2 separate regions of the Homo sapiens genome follow, and region 1 is linked to region 2. The links are chromatin loops, found by intact Hi-C in ENCODE. Cell type or tissue: heart right ventricle. All regions are shown on one strand. Links, peaks and the distances in the headings refer to the core of each region. The heading gives the core; the rest is flanking DNA.

Evidence for each region. A loop is a pair of places that touch in the nucleus more often than their neighbours do. Peaks named below come from ENCODE experiments on the same cell type or tissue, not always from the same donor. Only the 100,000 strongest peaks of a DNase experiment are listed, where the experiment ranks them.
Region 1: a loop joins it to region 2, with 3 times the contacts of the local background. A loop is called at or near these places in 15 of 110 quality-filtered maps.

What each region holds. Positions count from the first base shown.
Region 1 is chr1:182,782,665-182,787,664 of GRCh38, forward strand. No RefSeq gene overlaps it. Among named protein-coding and RNA genes, the nearest start is that of NPL, 4.6 kb to the right of the region's middle. In heart right ventricle, for the core only: CTCF peaks have their summits at 47, 2,094 (motif pointing left), 2,300 and 4,204 (motif pointing left); a DNase peak (open chromatin) is centred at 4,209.
Region 2 is chr1:182,672,270-182,680,588 of GRCh38, forward strand. It overlaps RGS8 (regulator of G protein signaling 8), which reads right to left. Exons shown (of 8, transcript NM_001102450.3): 2 at 550-663. Among named protein-coding and RNA genes, the nearest start is that of RGS8, 8.2 kb to the right of the region's middle. In heart right ventricle, for the core only: no CTCF peak of the experiment used is centred there; a DNase peak (open chromatin) is centred at 2,593; H3K27ac peaks cover 2,982 bases.

The DNA.
Region 1 (5,000 bases), core at 1-5,000, 110 kb after region 2:
GAGTATTACCACTAATATAATAACTATTCTCATTAGGGCTGGTGTGTATAGGAAACCTAATTCTCCATATGCACAAAAGTTGTGGGAACACCAAAAAAAAAGCACTTATTTTCTGATCACAAGATTAAGCAGAGTGATGCCTATACTGGTTAATAATGGAATTGAGGTCTGGTAGGTGGAAAGACAAGAGGCCCAAGATAAGTAATAAAAGGAGACTCAGACACAGTGTTGGGGTTGGGGGCAACTGAGAGATGATGAGAGGGAGTTCAGCCAGGCCTTCCCTTCCCCTCAAACAGAGGGGCTTAAGAAGCTTAAGGAGAGCTCTCAGTGGAGGAGTCAGCAAAACGGAACTAAAGGAAATGGCCCTGAGGCTGGAGACAGGCTGGAGGCAAATAACTAGACAGAAATGTCCGCAAACAAATTCTAAAAATAAGACTTATCTCCTAAGCTAAACAAAATGAAAATCTACCTATGTGCACATAAATAGAATTCAAACAAAAAATAACCTTTCAAACAGCACTAAAGGGCACATTGAAAAATAAGTCCCTCCTGCCTCAGCCCCCTCAGGAAGCAGTTGGTGGCTGCCTGGCATGGTCTTGGAGTGCTGCCCCCCAGAGTCTTGACCGTCATTACAGGGTGAAAGCATAAATGTTAGGGGAACTCCAGGATCCCTAGAGCTCTAAAACCAGCATCCATCCCTGTGTGTCAGTGCTGAACCAGTTGTTAAATATTTTGAACATCACTGGTATCCTTCTAGAAATATGTGCACATATACAAGTATATCCCTACAACACCTCTTTTTTCCTTTTCATACAAATGGAAGAACTGAATAAAAAGCATTCCACATTTTGCCTTTTTTTGTGCCTACTTGGTCTATCTTTAAATGCATGAATATACATCGTATGTTTTTCTTTCAGAAATAACAGAATTTAGGTTACAGAGATAACAGAATACCTAAAACTGAGATATGGAGCACAGGAGTAACACGAGAGACTTTGGAATAACCTCTTGGAGCTTTTCATTAGGCACCAGTGAACCAGGCCAATGGCGACTGGGGAAACCACTCTGAAAGATGGAATCTGAGTGTGCTAGTCCAGGCTAACAGCGCCCTGCAGGCTTGGGCAAAAGGGAAAAGGAGGGACAAGATCAGTCACATTTGCCCAGGAGGGATCTAAGCTTCCTAGAGCCCTGACTCTTAGTGCCTAAATACAGCAGTTACCGAGAATCAAACCAGCCTCGGGTGGCACCAAGTTAAATTTCAAATTTCACACTCTGAACTTTTTCCAGGGAGTTTTTCCTTCATTCAAAAGAGATATAAAGTGAAGTTCTTCGTAAAAGACCTAAAATTTATTTCTCCTAATTGTCCCATTTTTACCTCAAATGCTGAAGGAAACATAGAGTTTTATTCATGAGAGAGAAAATACTTATAAACTAAACTTGAACTGGATTTTACAGTATATTCTACACATTGAAAAGTCAAGAGCACTAGGTGTACTCTTCTTACAGGTATGTTTATTTAAAAAACCCAAAGAACCAACCGGGCATGGTGGCTCACGCCTATAATCCCAGCACCTTGGGAGGCCGAGGTGGGAGGATCACGACGAGGTCAGGAGATTGAGACCATCTTGGCCAACATGGTAAAATCCCATCTCTACTAACATACAAAAAAAATTAGCTGGGCATGGTGGTGGTGTCCTCCTGTAGTCCCAGCTACTTGGGAGGCTGAGGTAGGGAAATCACTTGAACCCGGGAGGTGGAGGTTGCAGTGAGCGGAGATCACGCCACTGCACTCAGCAAGATTATGTCAAAAACAAAACAAACAAAAACAAAAACAAAACCAGTATGGGACAGGAGGCAAGTGTTAATTTTCCATGTCTCATTTCTGTTTCTATACAACATATTTTCATTATTTTAATATAAATGAGAGAGAGGCAGAGATTGAAGAAGAACATTTAAAACTGAGGGAGTAAACTGCACAGGAAGAGTACACAGAATGGGAGCAGAAAACTATTATCTAATACTTTTGTTGTTCCCTGATGTCCCCAGAAATTTTCAGTCTAGAAAGAGTCATAAAGGAGCAATTTCTGCTGATAGACTGTCACCTAGCGGTGGGTTTTTACCTTATTCATAATATAAGTGGCTGCTGAGCTTTGGAATGTTTTTAGAAAACATGCTCATTACTCCTTAAGATCTCCGGGGAACCTTTTACAATACTGTCACAAGCAGAATGTAACTCACTTTTGTGCTTCCCAAAGGTCTAATGTCCTTGTCGGCAATAGCTAAAACAGGTTGCACATCCTTCAAAAGGAAGTTTTGCCTCTGTAATTATTTGAATATTGTCAAAGAAGCCCTGTAGGCAAAATTAAGATTCGTAACTTTCTCTTCTGTTTACAACTCATAGCACCCTCAGTGTTCTCCTTGCTAATGGTCAAACTAGGCCCATATTTTCTAAAGTTTTCTCCATTTTTAGGTGGTGACAAAAGAGTGTATGTAACCCACTGGTCACATTGGCCTAGAGATACGATTCAGGACAAGGAAGTCACAAACTCAGCAACAAGACAATGTTCCCTAGATTTAATCTATGCCAGGAATCCATCCTGCTTGGTCACAAAGAGGCATTACAGTCCTCTTTGTCCAGTCCTTACTCTCTGTGTGATACCAGCCCTCTTGGCCAGGAGGGTTCCTACTGTTGCCTTAACCCTAGTCAACAGGGAGGCACCCTGCTCCCATCAGTGATAAAGTCTATGTTCAGGCGACAGAGCCAGCACATAGCTCTCTGTTATCAACATCCATTCTGCATGCCATACTATTTCAACCATTTATGCAGTATTGGCACTATATGTGTCACATGAAACAGAACAGATAGACCACATCCACACCAAGAAGTTGTGATCAGAAGGGAAAGCACTGGGTGTTATGAGGAGAGGTTGTCACCTACATTGGGAAGATCTGAGTGAGGTCCCTTTTAGGAAGGTTGCATCTGAGTAGAAGTCAGCCAGATGAAAAGCATCCTTGTCACAATGGAAAAGATAAATAAAATGTGGTATAGCCATACAATGGACATAAAAAGGAATGAAATACTAACTCAATCCACAATATGAATAAATCTTGAAAATGTTATGTATGCTAAATGAAAGAAGCCAGACACAAAAGACCACATAGCATGGCTGGGTGAAGTGGCTCATGCCTGTAATCCCACACTTTGGGAGGTCAAGGCAGGCAATCTCTTGGGCTCAGGGGTCTGAGACCAGCCTGGGTAACATAGTGAGACCTTGTATCTACAAAAAATAAATAGAAAATTAGCCAGATGCAGCACACGATTATAGTCCCAGCTACTTAGGAGGTTGAGGTGGGAGGATAGCTTGAGCCTGGGAGGTCAAAGGTACAGTGAGCTGTGGTCATGTCACTGCACTCTAGCCTAGGTAACAGAGTGAGAGCCCGTCTCAAAACACACACACACACACACACACACACCATATAATTCCATTTATATGAAATGTCCAGAATGGGCAAATCTATAGAAATAGATTAGTGGCGGCCAGGCACAGTGGCTCACGCCTGTAATCCTAACACTTTGGGAGGCTGAGGTGGGCGGATCACCTGAGGTTGGGAGTTTGAGACCAGCCTGACCAACATGGAGATACCCCGCCTCTACTAAAAATACAAAATTAGCCTGGCATGGTGGCGCATGCCTGTAATCCCAGCTACTCCAGAGGCTGAGGCAGGAGAATCACCTGGGAGCCAGAGGTTGTGGTGAGCCAAGATTGCATCATTGCACTCCAGCCTGGGCAACCAAAAAAAAAAGTAAGAAGAAAGAAAGAAATAGATTGGTGGCTGCTTATGGCTGGGGGTGGGGAGGGGGAAATAGAAAAATGAGTGACTACTAATGGCTAGGGTTTTATTGGAGGGAGTGATGAAAATGTTCTAAAATGGTGACACAAGTTGCACAATTCTGTGAATAGACTAAACTACTGAACTATTATACACTTAAATGAATTGTATCATAGTGAAATATATGTCAATAAAGTCGTTACTTAAAAATCTGGAGTCACAGATCTTAGGTTTAAGAATGCCAAATATGGAAGTATATCTCTTGTGTTCAACTCATTTTTTTCCTTCTAGCTCTTTCTCCTTAAGAACCCAGTAAGCATTCACTAAAGGGCTAAGCCAAAAGACAGCTGAGCATGGCCGCACTATGCTGCCCCCTCCTGGGATCCCAAAGGATCTTCTGAACCCAAGCTTATGCACAGGACTTTTCCCTTCTCAAGAGATGTCCCTCTCCTAGTTAGCACTCACGCTCAGAAGATAAACCCTAAAGGACAAGGGTTTTTGTCTCAGGGCCAGCAATCAGTTCAACTTCTATTCGTGGCCTGTTCCCTTCTCTGAAGACCTCTGGACTCTGATGAAAAAATAAACCCTACCTTTTCCATCAGCCCCATTGACACACCCATACAAGCCAGAATTTCCAGAAGTGACTCTCATACCCGGTTACGCATTCTTCACAGTGAATGGAACAGACTCTTGTCCACCTGTGGACAGACCTTTTACTGGAACACAATGGGTAACAACACTTCAAGATCCAACTTAGGTCTCCTTCCTTCATAAGTGTTCCGCAATTTAGCAGTGTTTCAGTTGTTGAAAACCCATTTTCTCTTTTCAGGTTAGTATAGCCTTACCAGAAGATAAGGGGAAACTTTCTGGGGGACCACCCCTCACCCACAGTCAGTTCAGGAGCCTGTGATGGGGGCATCACCTCCAGCTCCAAGGATAGAACATATGACTGTTCTGACCAAGTTCATTGCACCATATCTCCCAAGCTCTTTCCCCTGCACCAGTGGGTTTCAAATTTGAATTGTAGCAAACAAAATCTGATACAAAACCCTGACATACATTTGTTTTAAACAAAGAAGAGTTGATGGTAGTAATATTTCTAAATCTCACCCTCTTGGCCTGCACTTGGATAGACACTATGTCCTGCACTGTGGGAAAAACAAAGGAAT
Region 2 (8,319 bases), core at 21-5,020:
GCTGACAGCAGGAGCCACTCCAAATCAAATCTCCTAATGAGCCAGGAGGAGGGGGGCTGTCTTGCTGGGTGTGATGTGATGTGATAAATGCAGAGAGCAAGAAAGCTACAGGGCAGGTCACACATCTAAATTCCACCCCCTTTCTCTCAATTTCTATTGTGCTGCACTACCAAGCCAAACCACACAGCCCTGAAATTAGCCCTCTCTGCCACATCTCAGCTGTGCCCCTTACTCTACAGAGGCATTTCTCCCCCAGCTCATCTCCACTCCCACCCTAACCAGTGCCAACCACACCACTCCCCACTTCTTAATGAGAAATTTCCACCTCCTCTGCCTTCCCAAACATGCATATTTCCAACTCTGTGCTCCTGCCTCTCACCTGGTTTTTCCTACAGTAGAAACTCACCTCTCTCCCTCATCCATCACCTAGCAACTTCCCCCTACTTGCATTTGTTATGGAGTGAGACTTTTCCTTTTGTTCTGCCCGATCTGCACATGATCCCTATTTTTCTGTCTTTTCCATTTCTTTCTTCTTTCAAACCTCCTTACCCACATGGGTCTTCACACTGCCTGCTTCAGTTCCAGAAGGAGGACTCTCTTCCTGCTTGCCCTAGTGTAGTGGTTCTCCAAGCGTGGTCCCTGAACCAGCAGTGTCAGCATCACCTGAGAAGTATCAGAAATGCAAATGTTCAGGCCCCACCCCTAGACCTACAGAATCAGAAACTCTGGGGACAGTAATCAGCCTTCCAGGTGACTGTGATGCATGCTAAAGTTTGCAAACCGCTGCCCTGGGAGAAAGCTTGTCTTCTCGTTATGCTCTAGGTCCCTAAGGTTGAGTCTACACTCCCACTCAGGAACTAGCTCCAAAGACACATAGCCTTTGCTGCAAACCGTTTCTGAAACCCAGAAGGCAGGAGAAATCTCGACAGAAAGTGATGGCTTTATAATAATGGAAATGAATTCGATTTTTTAAACCTTTTTAAATGTATAAAGCATTTTCATGTATTGTCACTCAACAATCCTATGCCACAGTCAGAGAGGGTATTATTATTCCCATGTTACAGATGAAAAAACTGAGGCCAGAAAAGGTGATGTACCTTTATCAAAGCAACCCAACATGCCAGAGGAGGCACAAGGACCAGAATTTGAGTCTTATGACTCTAACAGCAGAGCTCTTTCTACTATATCATACCAGGACCCAGTCTTTCTGGGCAGATCTATTGGTGCATAACCTGAATTCTCTCGGTGAAATGATTCTGCCACAACTACTCATTGTCTGTTGATAAGATGAAATAAAAATTCTGATGCTGCCTCCACAGTGACTCATTGTCTCTTTCTGATATCGTCCACAGTGCCCCTCTATTAAAGAAAGGGAACTTTGTGTTATAAAATAAGATGCAAAAGAAAAGTTTCTCATTTCTTATTACCCCTTTCTTGAACCCTGTTGCTAATTGGGGTTTAGAACTTAAGCAGAAAGAGAACCCTTCATTTCTGGACATTTTCTTGGTACACGGCACCATAAGAAACTTGTACACAGATAAACTGGTGAATAAAAGCCCATTGATAAGCACTCCCCTAATTCAAGATATGTTTATAGAATAAGGTGAATCCACATAGCTAATGTTTAATGAGCAGTTAGTATGTGCCAGACACTATGCCAAACATCGTATTTGAGTTATCTATTTAATTTTCAGAACAAATTTACAAAGCCAACACCTTTATCATCTCCCTTTTACAGATGGAGAAACAGAGACGCGTCATTTAAAAGTGGCAGAGCTGGTATCTAGCACCAAACCTGATGCTTCCAGCCTCTGCTCTACTCCTTGCTTTAACACAAAGGTAGTGCCATCATAGGACACTTTCTACCAGCACTAAAACAGCGGAACAAAGGCCTCCTCCAAATCTCACGCTGCCCCGGCCAGTGTCCACGGGGTAAAGGCCCCAAGGAAAGAGAGCAGGGCTGCAAATGGGCCTGAGTCGCAAGTGGAAGCTAATCAATATTAACCAGGCATCAGAATCTTCAATTAGCCTTTGGGAAAATAATATAGTCACAAGAAGTCAATAAGTCCAATGTTTAAAAAGAGCTATAGTAAACAAGAAAAATGTAAAAGAAAGAACAGGAATATAAAGAGCAGAGGGACAAAAGTGTGTGGACATGAATAACACAAGGAAACGGAACATTAAAACTAGTCCAAGCTTTTTTTTTCTAATCAAAACACTCCTAAATGCCAAAAAGTAATCACAGAGGACCATAGTTTGAGAAGTACAGACGTAGTGCAGGCCCCGCTTACAAGAGGACACCAGCATAATCTTCCAAAGAGGCCAGGGCATAATTTCAGGGAGGAGAATTAAGCTGAACCTAAAGTAAAGCATTCTAGCATCGTCTTCTTTCCTGAAACAAATAAACAGAAAAGGCAAGCAGAGTTAAGTGCTCGTGAGAAAGGAATTCATCACCTTGGACTCTACATTCCCCAGGCTTAGAGCTCTGGCCCAGGAATGTAGAGCTCTGGGTTCTTTTCCAGCTACTGCTCCTGACTTGCTAGCTGCAGTTGGCACAGGACATCTCAACTGGCCACAACTCACGTTTCTTACAGGAACACAGTGATTGCAAGCCCTGCTCCTGCCTCTGGGCTGTCCTGCCCGCCTCTGAACTTCCCAGTCTATACTCACTCCTCTTGGGAAGCCCTGCCCTCTCCAGGCACCCACCACTCCTCTCCAGAATCAGTGCTTCAATCTTGCCTCTTCAGCTCTAGGCCGCTTTTCCAGAGGTTTGCTGGACAGTTCCTCACATCTCAGACCCTGCACACTATACTCTTCTCTAAACAGACCCTGCATGCTATACTGTCTCTAAACAATCACTCTCCCCCATCCTCCATTCCTGCTGGGCTCCCTGTGCTTACTTGTGACATTACTCTGCCCAAGTCCCACAAGGGACCCTAAGCCTAACCCTAACCCCAACAAGTACAGACATTTCTGGCTTCTTTTTCTCCATTCCCTTCCTAAATTGGTTTTTAAATCTTGTCATATTTTTGAAGTATTTCTCAACTTCATTTCCTCCCATCCATTGATGCTGCCATATGAGAGGTTATTCAACCCCCAGCACCTGCACAACCTCCTGCCCTCTCTTAAATAACTGATCTCCCTGCCCTCATTTCTTTCTCTGCCCACCCACAAACCTTCTTGCACACTACACTACCACCAGAGTACCACTGAACAGATACCATAAAGTGGATCATCTGTGCAATCATCTTTGATGGGCTCCATTGCACCTCCTTGTCCTGCCTGACAATGAGTTTGTCCCGTTTGCCTATCCAGGTTTTCTATCCCACACACATGCATGATTCCTCTGCTGTCCCTTCTGCCCGGAATGTCCCCACCCTTGATCTGCCTATTAACTCTCAGCTTCTTCCCTAAACCCATTACCTCAAGCTAAAAATTCTCCTTTCCAAACCTTTTTCAGAATTCTCCCAATCAGAAGGAACCCCCTCCATCCCAATAGCACCACCTTGCTGTAAGGCCCTCTGACAGCCCACATCACAGGCATAGTTTATTCTTAAGATTTATATTTTCTGAGCCTCTCAACTGACTGTGTGCTCCAAAAAGACAGACTCTTTTACTTACTCTCCTTACTATTAATTCTCATTAACTCACAGAGAGCAGGTGTTGAGTAAATGTCGGCTAAATTTGATTTTGAGTTCGTGAAAAAAAAATCTGAAAAATCGCCGAGGATTCTTTATGGTAGAAACATGTTAGACTTCTGCAGCCTTCTGGTCAAGACTGAAGTCAACAGAATGCTAATGACACTCAGGGTCAGCTGCACAGGTACATAAGGCATTTGCAAACTAACCCAATAGCCTGGTCAGGGCAGTGTGGAATTCATCAAGAGCAAAAGGAGCACCTGGCATTGTCACACAGGCCATGAGAATGTAATTAAATTGAAGATAAAGGGAGTTTAAATTTGCAATATAATATTTTAAAAAGCCACGAGAGTGGAGGAGGTTTATTGCCAAATGCCCCTGTGTGTTTATGTAATCAACATACCACCTAGGATAATACCACATTTAAAGCTTTTAATAAAACAGTCATTTGGATATTAGATTTGAATTCTGGTCAGCATGCTAAAGCTCTTCCGTAAATCTTTTAAAAGCAATTTCCACTTCGTAGCTTCCTAGTAACAGTAGAAACATGAATCAACATATGCTGCATTGATTTAGGGTTTCCATGGAAACCGGAAGGACACATGGAAGGGCAGGACAGAAGGAGGTCACTTGGCCCAAAATTCTACTTTAAAAAATGCACCTCTATCTCATTCCTCTGAGCATTAGCAGCCTCATTTCCTGTTCATCAGTTCAAGCATCCACATATTTAATTTGTAATAACGCTGCTCAACTCCTCATAAGGAACATCAGAGGGGACATGGAGAAAAGTCAGCAGCTGAAGCTGTGTGCCCATGAGGTTTTCAAAGAAAACCAAGAAGCACAGGATTTGGAATCAGAAGAAAGGGCCTTTGGTACTAACTCTGCAATTAACTAGCTCCATGACACTAACTACTTCTACTAGCTCTGTGACCACCAACGAACATCACCAAGACATTTCAACTTCAATTTCCTCATCTGTAAAACACAAATTAACACACCTGCCCGGTCTATTTCTCAGGGCGATTATATGCAAAGAAATGAGAAAGTCTATGGGGGAAATGCCCTGTAAATTCCAGTACATCACACCCTATTATTATATTTGAAGATGATCTTGGCTTCCCTTTAAATGGAATTTTGCCAGTGAGCAAGGAGATGAAAAAAACAAAAAAAAAGTTTCCTAATTTAGTGGAGATTAGACTGACTGGAAAAGAAAGTGTGGTGGATTTGACAGCCCTGAGCTTCAACCCCAACTCCGTAATTTTCCAGATTAAGGGCAGATCCAGAACTGTGGGCAAGCTACTCGCCCTGTCTGAGTATCATTTTCATCATGGATAAAATGAAGATAATAACAATAGCAATGTCATAGTCTCGTTATAAGGATTGAATTAGATAATGTAATGCAGTCTTCATCACAATTCTTGACAAACGGCAAATAGCTGTTCTGTGTGAGCCACTTTTATCATTATTCGTAGTCTTTTCAACTATATTTTATCATCTGTAAAATGGTAATTAAATTTCCTACTACTTCCTCATTTTACATAGAGGATTACTTAGATGTCTGTTCAGCTATTTAATAAGCTGTTTGGGGAAAGGTGCTATATAAATAGAATGCCATTATTTAAAGTTTCACTTTTTTACCACCTGCTCAGCGAGGTGAGACAAAAATGTATAAGATAGCACATCTGTAATGATTCTCCAGCTGCTCAGTGGCTGGGGGTTACGTAAGTCTCTGTTACCTTTCTCATTTCCTTTTGTTCCTCTTGAGCATTCATTTGTCTCCTCACTGCTCACTGCAGGGTTTTCCTCTTGCCAGCCTCTTTTCTTTATTCACTACTTTATACTCCCCCTTCTAAGTGTGTCTAGAAAGAAATTTCAAAGTTAAATTTTGGAGGCTTTGGTGTCTAAGCCTGCGATTCTTCCTTAGGTCTCCTCAAATGAAATGGTATAGCAACAGCAAAGGAAATGAAACAAAATCAGGAGATGTTAGAGGATTACACAGTGCTGCCTCGCAGACAATGGCCATCAGGGTTAAAAATAAAGCTGAAGAAACACCTCAGCCAAATGTAATACATGGACTTTGTGTTGAATCCTGATTCAAATGTAAAATTTTAAAAATAATACAGTGCAATTGAGAAAATCTAAACACTGATTAGATATTTAATAGTATTAAGACATTATCGTTATTTTTTAGTGCAATTTTGATATTGAGGCTTTTTTAAGAGACCTTATCTTTTAGAGGTATACTCTGAAATATTTATAGTTGAAATGATATGCTATCATGAACAGCTTCAACATCATCTTGGGTGGGAAGCTGGGTGGTAGGTACGTAGGGACTCATTGTTCTGTTCTCTTGACTTGTGTATATTTGAAATTGTGCCTACAATGTGTGGCTTCAGTAAAATAAGCCAACAAAGTACAAGAAAACTGAAATACAGAAGGAGGAGACTATTTGAATGGAACTTGATTTTCTGTACATTTTCCATTGTAAGTTTTTCTCCCCTTGAATAAATCCATTTTAAGAAAAGTCTATTATTTTATGCCTAGGGAGCAGGTGCTAAAATTCACAGAGGTTTAGAGTGGGTATAACTCCTAGACATCACCTACAGAAACTAAACTTTGAAGACTTTGTCCAATGTCACATTTCTTAGAGGCATAGCCAGGACTCCAACTCAGAGTTCCTGGATGGAATCCAGCCACATCCTTTGTTCCCACTGCTGAGCTGCCCATCTATACAGGCAGAATTCAGGGCCATATGTTAACACTGGACAAGGAGAGAAATGATGGCCTGTTTGCTCACCTCCACAGCCCTTCTCTGTTCCTACTATGATCACAGCCTTAAACACTGAACTCAGGTTTTACAAATGACCTTTCCAGTGGCCAACTAGTTTCTGTGAGGGCAGCTGAAGGGCAGGAAGGTAGAGTGGAGAGAGAGAGCTTATGCAACATACACAACTCTTCACACCCTCACAACCTGATCTCCTGTCCCATCAAGATCATCAAGGCCTCAGGTATGAAATACCTGGACCTCTTTTCACTTACTAACAACTCCTACTAATCTATCCATATTACACACACCCTGACCTCCTTCCAGCTGCCCTCAGATGTGTCTATTTAAGGTGAATTCTTCCTCCTGTGGCCTTCCACCTATTCTTTCCCATGGACCCTCCTTTATGAACTCTATCTTTATTTTCTCTTTCTCACATGTTATTCTGCACTTAACAAAAACAATGTTCATCTCTTTTATTTAAAAAAATTCCCCTTGGGAAACACCCTTGGGTGTTTCTCCTTTTATCAGCAAAACTGCTTGAAAGAGTCTCCTCTGCTTCCTCACTTCCTATCCCCTCCTAACCCCTTTGCCATTTGGCTTCCATTCCCACCATTCCCCCGAAACACAGCCTCCATACTGTGAGGTTCAAGTGGAAATGTTCCAGTACTTGTCTTTATGAACCTCTTTGCTGCCTTTGCCATGGTGACCATTCATTTCTTGGATCTCTCTCTTTTGACTTCCCAACATTACACTCCCCTGGCTGCCCTTCCCCTTGGTCTCCTTTGCTGGCTCCTCCTCCTCTGTCCACCCCATAAACACTGGTATTTTCCTTCCTCTCTAATCTTAGCTTCCTGCCTCTCTCACCTTGCATGCTACTTGGGCAATCTCATCCTTGCCCATAGTCCTAACTACATTGGGTATATTGACCATTTCTAAATATTTTTGTCCAACTCTAGCCCCTCTCCCATCATGTAGACACCAATAGCTCCCAATCATGTAGACTCCGATAGTCCTTGGGTTGCTGAACATACCCCTCAGATATCCTACAGGCCTAACAACTGCAAATATATCTAAATAATGGACACATCATATTCCCATCTTTTCTTGGCCCATTTTATCCGCCGCCCTCACCACGCCCACCTCCCACTCCACCCGCACCCCCTACACACACATATAAACCTTGGCTTCCTCTGGAATTGCTGATCTCAGTTTCTGGCACCACCATCTACTGAGTAACTCAAGCCAGAAATAGGAAAGTAATTACAGGCAACTCCCTTTCTCTCATCTCCTGTCGACAACCAATTACCAAATCATACTGATTAAATCTTTCATAGTTTTCAAATCTGTCTCCTCCCCTCCATCCTCGCTACCACTGCTCTGGCTCATGTCCTTACGGTCCTGGTTCACGTCCTCACAGTCTCTGGTCCCCATGAGACAGCCTATTTTCTTAAATTCAGCTCCAATCTGCAGCCATAATCACCTGGTTAGTCACAAACATGACTGCATTTCCTTCTCCTCAAAACCTTTAAGCCCTCCTACTCTAGGGATAAAGTTCCAGCTTAAGAAGGATCCTGATACACAAACACCCCAAGGTCTGGCTACCTTGAGAGTCACCTACCACTTCCCTGGCTTGTCCTTCAGGCCCCAATAACTCTACACTTTCCATAATCATGAGCACATATCACAGGGTTCCATGGCTTTGGGCCTCCTTTATTTCATTTCCTCTGCCCAGAATGTCCTTGATCTGAGTGAGTCCTGCTCATCCTCAAGCTGCACTTCAGGACGACTTCTCCAAAAGCCTCACCTGAACACCCAAGTTCAGGAAATGCCCTCTGTGCTCCTATGGCTTCCAGGCACACTTCTCTATGTCAGCACCTGGCATAGCTAGGTACCTGCAACTCTCTTCTCCTAACC